3 separate regions of the Homo sapiens genome follow, and regions 1 and 2 are each linked to region 3. A link is an interaction called in ENCODE POLR2A ChIA-PET data of the cell type or tissue named here. Cell type or tissue: PC-9. All regions are shown on one strand.

The links. ChIA-PET counts read pairs that join two places held together with the same protein. Peaks named below come from ENCODE experiments on the same cell type or tissue, not always from the same donor. Only the 100,000 strongest peaks of a DNase experiment are listed, where the experiment ranks them.
Region 1: POLR2A ChIA-PET joins it to region 3 with 6 read pairs; 2 of 35 experiments call an interaction of 5 or more read pairs at or near these places.
Region 2: POLR2A ChIA-PET joins it to region 3 with 5 read pairs; 2 of 35 experiments call an interaction of 5 or more read pairs at or near these places.

The regions. Positions count from the first base shown.
Region 1 is chr7:106,266,578-106,270,577 of GRCh38, forward strand. It overlaps NAMPT (nicotinamide phosphoribosyltransferase), which reads right to left. Exons shown (of 11, transcript NM_005746.3): 5 at 2,577-2,735; 6 at 1,887-2,023. Among named protein-coding and RNA genes, the nearest start is that of NAMPT, 16 kb to the right of the region's middle. In PC-9, no CTCF peak of the experiment used is centred here; no DNase peak of the experiment used is centred here; H3K27ac peaks cover 3,239 bases.
Region 2 is chr7:106,567,273-106,571,272 of GRCh38, forward strand. It overlaps CTB-30L5.1 (a long non-coding RNA gene), which reads right to left. Exons shown (of 4, transcript NR_187788.1): 4 at 2,639-3,872. Among named protein-coding and RNA genes, the nearest start is that of CTB-30L5.1, 30 kb to the right of the region's middle. RefSeq lists enhancers at 1-952, 953-1,918. In PC-9, no CTCF peak of the experiment used is centred here; a DNase peak (open chromatin) is centred at 1,589; H3K27ac peaks cover 2,802 bases.
Region 3 is chr7:106,447,299-106,451,298 of GRCh38, forward strand. No RefSeq gene overlaps it. Among named protein-coding and RNA genes, the nearest start is that of CTB-30L5.1, 150 kb to the right of the region's middle. RefSeq lists an enhancer at 1,602-2,801. In PC-9, no CTCF peak of the experiment used is centred here; DNase peaks (open chromatin) are centred at 1,831 and 2,083; H3K27ac peaks cover 3,235 bases.

The DNA of each region.
Region 1 (4,000 bases), 180 kb before region 3:
CTACTGAGTCCCAACTCAAATTACCAACTTTGAGCAATTTTATCTCCCAAGCCATTGCTCATGTTTACCTATTTCTTTCCATTTATTTAGCACCTTGGTCTGGACTTCATTACCTTAAGACTGCTGGAATAGCTTCCTATAAAGACTACCTTCTGATTTTTCCTTTTTTCAATCCATAGGATAGATATCCTGCTATAAAAATATAAAAAAGTCCCCTAAGATATTTATCTCATAACATCACGTCTTTGCTCAAAAATGTCAGTGCCTGCTTCCATTTGAAAATGCCTGATTTAGAATAGCTAGCATGATGTGCACATAGTTAACATTCAGTGTCAAAATATGAGCGCCCTTACTAACCTGAACCTGTCTTCTCAGTCTCCCCTACGCTCCCTACAAAATCTGTGTTTCAGCCCTTATTCTCTAAACATTCTCCCTCCTCTTTCATTCTTGTGCTTTCATCACAATGCTTGATACAAGATAAGCATGCAATAAATATTTACTCAGAGAATGAATAAGTGCCCAATGTTGGCTATTAAATTTTACCAATCCTTCAAGAAGTGAAGATTTTGTATATTTCTATAAAAGCTTTCTTGATCCTGCTAGTGAAGGAATATGATTCTTCCTCTCCTTCCCTTGCAACACTACAGCATTTTAATTGTACCTCCTTACGAGGAGTTAACCAACAGAGCAGACTATTACTAGTGTATTATTTTCATCCTGAGAATAGGGTCAGTTTTTTAAAAATATCCTTCTAACCCTTGTTGCACCCAGTAGACTGCCTTGCATATGAACACCAGTCAACTAATATGCCTCAAATAGTAGCAACAATAAAGCTTAGCTTGATTCTAAACTCACTGCTGGTTTTAGCACTCTGCAATTTTAAGTATTAGCAGAACTTAAATATTCCCTAATGATTATAGTAAATAATTTTGTTATAAAAGTCAGTGATAAGGTTTGGCAAACATTTAAAAAACCTGATTTACGCCGGGCGCGGTGGCTCACGCCTGTAATCCCAGCACTTTGGGAGGCCGAGGCAGGCGGATCACGAGGTCAGGAGATCGAGACCATCCTGACTAAAACGGTGAAACCCCGTCTCTACTAAAAATACAAAAAATTAGCCGGGCGTAGTGGCGGGCGCCTGTAGTCCCAGCTACTTGGGAGGCTGAGGCAGGAGAATGGCGTGAACCTGGGAGGCGGAGCTTGCAGTGAGCCGAGATCCCGCCACTGCACTCCAGCCTGGGCGACAGAGCGAGACTCCGTCTCAAAAAAAAAAAAAAAAAAAAAAAAAAAAAAAAAAAACAACCTGATTTACTTTTAATAAAGTTAGCTCTAGGACCAGAGCAGCTGCAGTTTAGATTGTAATTTCTTTCTTGGGTAACTGGAGATAGTTTACTGAAAGCAGACAAGGAAGCGTAAAAAGAATCTGAACACCCTTTCTTTCCTCAACAGGTCCTGCTTTCTCATCTACAACTGAAGGTACAGTACAGATGACAATTTCTAGGGCAAATATAGATAAGGTCATGTAGGAGGACAGGGAAAAGGCAAAAAGTGGCTGGTACTTACAGTGAGTGCTTCTAAATTTAATGAATAAAATCTACCTACATATGACAATACAGTAATTGAAAAAAAATTCCTTAAAAGAAAACTTCTATGGCAATATAAGTATTGGAAAAAAGCTCTTAAACTGTTTCTTCTAGCATGGATAAAATTTCTCTGCCTCTCTAAGACTAATGTTTATACTTTTGTATAAATACTGAATTTGTGTTGCTCAAGTTCATGAAGATGTACTGTAGGTACCTGGCTCTGCAGTTAGGTAAAATGTCACTGAGTTACAAATACAAGAGTGAAAAAATTAGTAGTTTTAAAAAATGAACAGAATTTTTTACCTGTGTTCTGCTGCTGGAACAGAATAGCCTGGAACAGGATCTTTCGTTCCATAATATTTTTTAATTAGAGCAAGTCCTGCTACTGTATCTGTTCCTTTGAAGTTAACCAAGTGAGCAGATGCTCCTATGCCAGCAGTCTGGAAAATCAATCATAAACCAAAATCCAAAACAGAAAGAAACCCACATTAATAATACCAGGATGCAGCCAACCACATTTAAGGAATATAGCATAGCTCCCATAAGAATTGTCTTTCTCTTAGGAAAGTATTTATTGTCAGACATAACAGTTCCTAATGACAAAGATTCAGTTTTTCCTAAATATTTTAAAAAATCAACTATTATCTCCTCAAAGAGACCTATTTAACAGTGTCCCACCCCCACTTTTCATCACTCTCTCTTCCCTTACCCTGCCTTGAGCTTCTTTATGGCATTATTTCACATCTGATATATTATGTCTGTTTCTGGCTATCCATCTGTCCATCCATCTAATATATAAAGGACAGGGACATCTGTTGAAGGACATATCCCATGTACCCTGAACACAGTAGTAGGTACTGAATATGTATCTGTTGGTTGAATCTTTGGAATTTTAGAACCAAGATCAATCTCAATAACGTCCCCAAAAGTTTACAGTGGTACTCTAACCAACAATCCACATTATATTAAATGAGGTTGGTTTCAGTTACTTACCTCTTGGGAAGAGACTCCTCTGTAGCCAAAATCATGTAACTTGTATTCCAGACCATCTAAGTTACCAGAAGTTTCTAACAAATATTTGGCCAATATTTTCTTCTGCTCTCTAGAATTTGTGGCCACTGTGATTGGATACCAGGACTGAACAAGAATAGTCTGTAGTAACAAAATTAACCACAAATATTAAGACATAAAATACTGCATTCTTTCTGAGGAAAATCCTAGCTTTTTTTTTTTTTTGGAGGTATGTCCTGAACTTCCATACTATTAACTAGACACAGAACTGCGCAGCAGGATGCCTGCTGTGTGCATTCCAGATATAGTACATAGCTCAGCTCTCAAATCAGCAACAAAGAAGATAAGCACACCAGGTCCACATAGCAGAGAACTTCACATTATCAAGTTTCTATCCAAAGCTTCAAAGAAGCAAATAATATTTTGAAAGACTATGTGATAAAAGGATCAATTTTTAGAAAGTTTCATGATCTGTCATGGATCAATAGTTTATAAAGGACACTGAAACTTGGATGTTGAGGCAATGTCAAATTGCCCCAAGTTTCTAAATGCTTACTCTTCATTTCTGTACTTAATGTGGACTTGGATCAAATAGGGCATGAACCAGCATTGGTCCGTGGACTGCATTTTGACTAGTATTGGTTTAAAGAAGTTGTTCGTTTACTCCTCGAGGTAGTCTCAGATCTAATTTTCTCTTGGATTAATATGACAACTAATACTTGAAGCACTTTAGCTTACTACTAGAGAATTCTATCTACTGAGTTATGCTTTATGTACTTAGCTTTTATCAAATATATAAGTATTTGATAAAATACTCACGTAAGTTACAGGAAACACTTCCGCATATGTTGTATAATCAAGGTCACTGTCTACTTTGTAATTCAGTGACTATTAAGTTCCCAATGAGAAAATGAAAGAATTGCTGGGTTCCTACTTTCTGATAAGAACAGTTCCTTGATTTCCCCTTTTTTCTTGGTTGTCAGGAAGCTCCACAGAAAAGTCTGTCTAATCACAGCAACCGTAATAATTATCATGGCTTAGAAATTCACTTCTTCATTCTAAGATCATAATTTTCTATTTTCATTTTATAAACCAGATTGTTATTTGAAGCAGCTTCAAATCTGTTTGAAAAAGAGCTGCTAAGATGATGCAATGTCTGTGCTGAACCAAAAAGATATTAACTAAATTTTACAAAGCAAGCTTTTACTGAATACCAGCTAAGTGATATATAAATAAAACAAATAAAAAGATTAACCTTGAACTTGCCAATCTAGTCATCTTTTTAAAAAACTACTTTGTAGCATTAGACTCCTGTGACTGATTAAATATGGCCTTTGCAGCTCTTCTCATCAAGAGATGGAATCTCCTTTCTTATCCCTTGAGTCTGTGCTGTCCTTATGATTCGC
Region 2 (4,000 bases), 120 kb after region 3:
TTTAATAGATATTGTCAAATGTATTTCCCAAAAGATTTTAGCACATCACAGTTCACCAGCAGAGTATCAGAGTACATTCCTGTCAGGACTCTGAGCCCAAGCTAAGCCGTCATATCCCCGGTGACCTGCACATATACATCCAGATGGCCTGAAGCAACTGAAGATCCACAAAAGATAACATTCCACCATTGTGATCTGTTCCTGCCCCACCCTAACTGATCAATTGACTTTGTGACAATACACCCTCCCCGCCCTTGCGATAACGTACTTTGTGATATTCCGCCGCCCTCGAGAATGTACTTTGTAATATTCTCCCCCACCCTTAAGAAGGTACTTTGTAATATTCTTCCCATCCTTGAGAATGTACTTTGTAAGATCCACCCCCTGCCCACAAAAATTGCTCCTAACTCCACCGCCTATCCCAAACCTATAAGAACTAATGATAATCCCACCACCCTTTGCTGACTCCTTTTTCAGACTCAGCCCGCCTGCACCCAGGTGAAAAAAACAGCCTTGTTGCTCACACAAAGCCTGTTTGATGGACTCTCTTCACACGGACGCATGTCACAATTCCTATCTCCAACACTAGCATATGATATTATAGCTCTTTTCTCCAGTCTAAGTGTAAAATGGTGTTCTATTGTTAACTTCCATTTGCTTTTTTCTGACCACTAGTGAATATGAGCATGTGGGCTAGCCGTTTCAATGTCTGTGAAGTGTTTATCCTTTGTGCATCTTTATCTCATCATTTTGCCCTTTTCTCATCAAATTTAAGAGCTTTTATCATAGGCATAAACTGTCACTTGCATTACAAATGTACTTTTCTTATTTTGTATTAACCTGTTGACTTTATAATTTTAAAAGTCTTTCCTTTCCTTCTTTTATAGCTTCTAGTCACAGTTTAAAAGGTCTCTCCCACCCCTAGAATATACACATAGCCTGCCAGATTTTTAAACAATACCTTGTTATATTTTTTACATTTAAAATTTTAATCTGAAATGGATTTTTCCATGCGGCATAAGGAGTCCATATTTATTTTCTTCCAAATGGAGAGCCAGTTGGGCCAGTGCCATCTATCATACATCTTTTCCCCATTGTTTTATATTAAAGTCTCATTTATACTGGGATTTGTATCTGGCTATTTCTAGCAGCCACTGTAAAGAGGAAACACAAATGCCTGGAAGGGTAACCAACATTTTAGCCATTGTAATTTTGAGGTGTTGAGAATTTAGGTAATTATTCTTCATTGCTTTGCTGTATGGTTTTTTTCCATAATAAACATGCATTATTGGTGTTACAAAAATAAATGGATGGTGGGGGGCAGGGGGAGGACCAGTAAACACAATTAGTTTCATCATTCATAGTGTCTGTCCCGGGACAAATACAAGCCAGCAACTACCAGCAGCAGCATTGCTATTCCTGGAATGGAGACCTGAGAAGATTTTACCCTCAGGGAGAAATGTAATAGGGTTGTTCCCAGAGACACTGGAAAATCTCTTTAAATGCCAGCTTGCCGGAGGTGGGGACTGATTAAGTTTTGGGAAGTCATTTCATTCAGTAAGCTCATTGTGAAATAAGCATGAGGTGGTGATTTAATGTGTGATTGGCAGGCATTGCATATTCAAGCACAAGGAGTTTAATTGATTGGAAGAGCAGGTTGCCCTGAGCTGATGCAATAAATACTAAGGTTGAGTGTGCTGTTTGAAACTAGTGAAGTGATGCAATCATCTCCCATGTTCAGCAGCAGCCTAATTGCTGGCAAGAATTTAAATGCTTAAAACGGTACTTGGATGATTACAGAGCACATTCAAATTATGTAAAAGTGACCAGATCCCATAGCTCCAGGGCACAGCATCTGTCCTTAAGTGATAAGGGTCAGTTAAAGCTCTAAAACTGTAAACAGTGCATTGGCCCCATTGAAGCCCCTGGAGGAAATTTGCAGAGTCACAGCCATCTGCTGCCTAAAATAACAAGTAGCAGGGTCCCTTCCCAGCGCAAAATGGCCACCTAGCAGCACAGCCCAAGGTGACCTGCACAGGCTCCCAGCCTTTTCCACCTTGCACATTACCTTAGGGAAGGTCAAAGTATGAGTATTAGCCAAAACCTTCTACAGTCCCCTTGAAGGCCTGGGATTTGCAGGAACTAGTGTCTGCTGCAAATAAAAGTACATACTGGGATTCCAGTTCATGCCGGAGGAACCCTAAAACAGTAGTGAATGGTTTCCCCAAGCCTGCTTATGTTAGATATGAGTTCTAAATTTCAAAGAATATGTCAGTATGTTCAATTATTTGTCTTCTACTTTTAAACTTCCTCATAAAGCAACCTTTTCCGATTACATTCTCCACCCTGACTCATTCTGATTACCTGCTCTGTCATAACCATTTTTCCCGCCAAACCACTCACCCCCGCCACTCTCTTTAAGTTAGCCAATCGGAATTAGTTTAGCCTGTGCTGTCTAACCCTAGCCAATAGAGGAACGACACAGCAGAGGGGCCACGTGCCCATCAGGGACAAGAACCCCTTCCTTTCCCTTGTCCAAGTGTGCGCTCATCATTGCTCCATCTGTAAGGGCACACTCTTCTGTAGAAGTAACTTGCCTTGCTGAGAATTAAAAATAAAATTTTATATTCGCGTGCTATTTCTTTTGCGGCACCAAAACTTTATAACAATTAGAGTAAGTACAACATCACATTTCTTGGCACAGCTTTCTACTCCCCCCACCCCCCACCCAAGTGTGCAAATAGCAGAATGCCAAAGCTGGGCTCAGTAAGTCAGTGGGGAGCCAGAACTGAGTGGCCCATGTAGGCTGCTCGCTGAGGGTCTACAAACCCAAAGATAAATTTTAAAGTATCAGGATTACATCTCTTTCAGGTAATTCTCCTTAAAACAGAATTCTTCATAACTGAGTCTATAAACACTGTTGGCCCTCAGTGAGTTTGAGATGATATTCTATGATGCTGATGAAATACAAAACTATATTTCCACAGTCGGTTGATGCCCTCCTTATGACAGCCAGAGAGCCTCATGATGTCTCAGTGGAAGGCTACTCCACCTTCATCTACAGGTGGTCTGAGGGAGGAGGATCAGGGTCAGGGCCAAGAAATTTTGGGTGGGGAAGGGCAAGCAGGGACCCAGCAGTTTTTATCTTCTCCATTTCAACAGATCTTGAGGCTCTAGAGTTTTACTTGATCAGAGTCATAATCCCAGTCTTGAGCATTTTAAAGCAGGTGTTCCCACGTATCCACCTTGACCAATAAATAAAAATCTCCTATATGTCTTTTAACATAGAGAAATACATTAGAATTTCCTGGCCTGGAATACCTTCCAAGACAAACTGGTCAGGAGATAAAATGCCTAAATATTGGGGGCGTCTTCCAAAAATTCTAATTTTGGTTTTGGAATTATGTATATTGAACCCATTATTTAGCTAAGAAATGAATGACAGGATGAAAAGGGTGTTTCCCCTTCCAGGTGGCCAACAATTTTTGATTCCAAATATTTAATTAGGCTGGCTGAGTTTTTTCACTTGTGATTGGTTTTTTGCTTCTGTTTCCCCTTTCCTGGTTTTTGGCTGCAGAACAGTCCTTACAAGACTCAGCACTTGAAACTTGAGTCCCAGATGTGCCAGACTAAAATGCAGAAAAAAAACCCGATCTTTAAATTATTAGCAACACCCTTGATAGCAGATGAGAAATTTCCTCTTCAAAGACACAGGAAGTGGACTTGTATACAGTTCAAATGCAGCAGCAGGGCATTGAGAGAGTTTGAAAACCTCCAGGTCCTGAATGAACACAGCCTGTCCTCCAGGGTCAGGAACTCAGTGTCTTCCAAGGCCGACCTTCCAACTTGGTTGAACTCTATTTCCTGATGTGCTGAGATAACGCAATAAAGTTGCAAGTAGCCCTCCTCCCCCCGCCCCACACTCCCCCCCACACACACTCTTGCCTGTCCTCTCCCCAGTCCTACCTGTCAGGACAGTTCTCAGGTTTCCTATAAGAGA
Region 3 (4,000 bases):
GTAGCCTAACTCTCTTTGTGAGGGACATTCCTGGGCTAGGACTCCCTTTGGGTTTGTATTTTATCACTTAACGGAGAGATCTGTCTCCTGATTCAACTAAAAGTCTAACATATTCTCCTGACACTAAAATGCTGTTACATCTATTTTGAGTGAACCTTTCATGCAATGCACTTGTCAAGTACCCAAAGATTAGAGAGCTGGAAGTGTTTACCAGGAAAGGTGTGGCCATGGTTGTCCTGCCTTGTAAGACAGGCTTGTCTGTGAGGCCAAACTCCCCCCTGCACTTTCATCATAGCCCAATAGTGAGTTTGGGGAAGAAGGGACCTAGAATTCCGATTCACCTCTAAGCACTCCGTGTGTATAATCTAAGCCCAATCACCTTAGATCAGTTATCAACACTTCCCTTCCCTCAGAAACCTTCAAATTCACAATACTGTCCCAGCCAAATTCTGCCTGAATGGTTGGTCCCATTACCAGCCTTTCCTAGACAGAGCTTTGTGGCCTTTCAGTCCCCAGGCACTCCATTTCCAGCTCACACCAACTCAGCTTCTGTGGGTATCTTAAGATCTCAGAATGTTACAGCTATCAGTTTAGTTGCTTCTCATTCTCAGATTATTTCATATGTGCTAATCTGGCCTCCCCAACTAGATGACAAGCTTTTAGAGGATCAACATTCCCCCAGTCCCTCCTTTCCTTCCATATTTTAAATACTTACTGATCTGGCACTACCCCTTGCACTGGGATGCATAGTACTGGTGAAGAAAGCAGACACAGTTTCTGCCTAACAGAATGCCCAGTTGAGTTGGGGAAAACAGAAAAGAAAATGGGCAATTACAATAGACCATTATAAGTAGTAGAAATTCATCCATGCATATATTCACTCACTCATTTGCCCATACCATAAATGTATGTTGAGTTTCCACTATGTTGGCCATTGAGGGTCACAACTACTCAAGATGGACCCAGTCCTTATGGATCATAGTCCAGGAAAGAGGAAACACCGGATAGGAGAGCTCAAGGTGGATCAACTGTGATGTGGATGAGAAGCCTTGCAGGAGGGGTAAGGTTGATGCTGAGTAACTCATAGCTGCTGGGAATCTGCAGCTCCCCCTTCTCTTTATATAGCTCAGATTCATGCTTTATTACTGGAGAAAAATAAAACCAAGAAACAAATGACACAGCATTAGCATAGATGTCATGTTGCATCCATAGTAAGAGGCACCTCCCTCTCCAGGCTGGAGTCCCCCCAGGAAGCAGCTTCTGATGTCAGAAATCCCCAGGGAATTGGCCACCTTGGTGAGGGGCAAGATCCAAGTTTTCCCTTGAATAGCTGGGTGTTATTTTTTTCCTGGAACCTGCTAAGAAGCTGCAAACTACATTCATATTTAACTCCTGGGGACCCCTTTCTCTCTGAAGAACCTATTGGACAAAACATATTTCTCAGTGGGGATGAACTAACACTGAAAAATGTTACAAGACCAGTGGATTACCTCCCCCCCGAGTCCCCTACCACTATTGTTAAAATAAAAACCTTAGGCAAATTAAATTTAACATCATTTAATTGAGCAAAGAACAATTCACAAATTGGGCAATCCCCAGATGAGAATAGTTCAGAGAGGTTCTGGGGGTGCCACATGGTGGAAGAAGATCTATGGACAGAAAAAGGAAACTGAAATACAGAAAAAACAGCCAGATTGGTTACAGCTCAGCATTTGCCTTATTTGAACCTGTTTGAACAGTTGGCTGCCTGTGATTGGCAGAAACTTAGTGACTGGCACAAGAGCAGGTTACAGTCTGTTTGCACATCCAGTTGGGTTCAGTTCACTGTGTACAGAGAAACCTTTAGGCCAAACGTAAAATATGTAAGAAGGCAGCTTTAGGCTAAACTTAATCTAACACTATTTTGCAGCCAAGTGGCTCCATGCTCCTGTCATGTTATAAGGTGGGGGAGGAATACAGGGTGAACAACGCCTGTATTCAGGTCCTAGCCCTGACCACTGGCCACCCAGAGGCTAGGAGCTCTGCTCAGCCTTCTACCCAGCTTCTTCTCCCTCAGTAATCTGGCTGTTCCCAGAACCAGGTAAGAATTCTGCTGTGTGAGGATGAATCGGCAGAATTTTGCCAAAGACTGAAGTGGAAGGAACCGCCCATGCCACTTCTGTGTTATGCCTGGGGAGCCAGGGACTCATCTCCCCACTTGGCCGACTCTCAAGGTCCTTGGAGCTCTTTGCCTGTGGATTCCCTTCTGGAGGGGCTGAGTATGAAGGCTCCATCCCAAAGTACCTTGATCCAAACCATCTTTCATCTCTGTCTTAACTGTAGGCACTGCTCAGGAGAAAGGGTGGGGCAAGCTCTTTATCTAGAGGAAATGAGTTGTATCACCAATTTGACATCTACAAACCTACTCATAAAATGACGGGCATGGTAACATGTAACTACCCAACACCGAATGAACAAATGGATACCCTACTTACATTTTCCATAGAATAAAAATGAATTTCTAGAGGTGGTGACACTTATTTAGAGAAGGTGAAGTTAGCTTGAGGATACAGTACAGTGGCCTGGTTTTACATGTCATTTCTCTCTCTGTGGCTGATCTTACATAACTTAACACAAAGTCTTTGTGCTTCCACAGTTTAGTAATTCATCTTCTGTTTTTGCTTTACTTAGAATACATTTGGAAGAGCAATGAAAGCCACTGACAATCCTAGCATCTCACTGGAGACCATAATTTCAATCTTCTCTCATCAAGGTGGACTATCAAGTAGATATTTTAATTCCATCTCCTTTATTTTATTTTATTTTCCATTTCCTCCTGGTGGTGGTACTAGCAAGCCAATAAATTATGCTCTTAAAAATACATAATAAAAATAAAACCACCATCTATTGGTATGACACTGAATACTTAATAGAGTACTTTTAAAAACGTGTTTCTCATGTTGGGCCTTGCAACTTCCCCACTGTGGTAAGCAAGGCAAGCATTACCTCCATTTTTCAGATGATGACACCAAGGTTCAGAGATGTTGCATCTCTTGGCCAAAGTCACACAAGTTGAAAGTGGCAGAGTTAGGTATCAAATAGTTTTACTCCATGCTCCAGATATGTTTTGTTAAAATGAACAACAAAAATGAAAAACTGAGTGCCTGGATTATTCACAGTGAGATCATTAACCCACTAAAGAGGTTAATAGTTTGTTCATTTTTAGTTTTTGATGTTTACTTCTATTAAAATCACAATGGTAAGTAACCATTTGTATTTGTCCAACCAAAGACTTTCCACACCCAAAGCCATTGTTTCCCATGCATTCCCTTACAGCCTTGTGGGTGACTGGCCTGTGCACCAGTGAGACACTATAGCTCCTCTCTTGATGTTTTCTAATCATTTATTTGGAAAATAATATCCTACGAACCATTCATTCCATTCCCTGAACATTCAAAAAGATTACATTTAATGGGAAAGACAGACATGTACCTGCTCCGTGGGTTCACCTTGTCCACTGTCTAGACAGAGTCAATTTATCAAGACAGGAGAATTACAGTAGAGAAGGAGTAATTCGCCCTGAGCCAACTGTGCAGGAAACAGGAGGTTTATTATAACTCAAATAAGTCTCCCTGGGCATTTGGGTTTCATAATTTTTATGGATAATTTGGTGGTGAGTTGGGATATGGGGAGACAGTGAGTCAAGAGTGCTGAATGTTTGGGTGGGAGATGAAATCAAAAGGAGTGAAAGCTGTCTTGCACTAAGTCAGTTCCTGGGTAGGGGCCACAAGGTCAGACGAGCCAGTTTATCCATCTGGGTGGTGCCAGCTGATCCATCAAGTGCAGGGTCTGAAAAATATCTCAAGCACTGATCTTAGGCTTTACAATGGTGATGTTATCCCCAGGAGCAATTTGGGGAGGATAATTTCTAATCTTTTGGCTAATTTGTTAGTCCTACAAAGGCAGTCTAGTCCCCAGGAAAGAAGGGAGTTTGTTTTGGGAAAGGTCTTTCATCATCTTT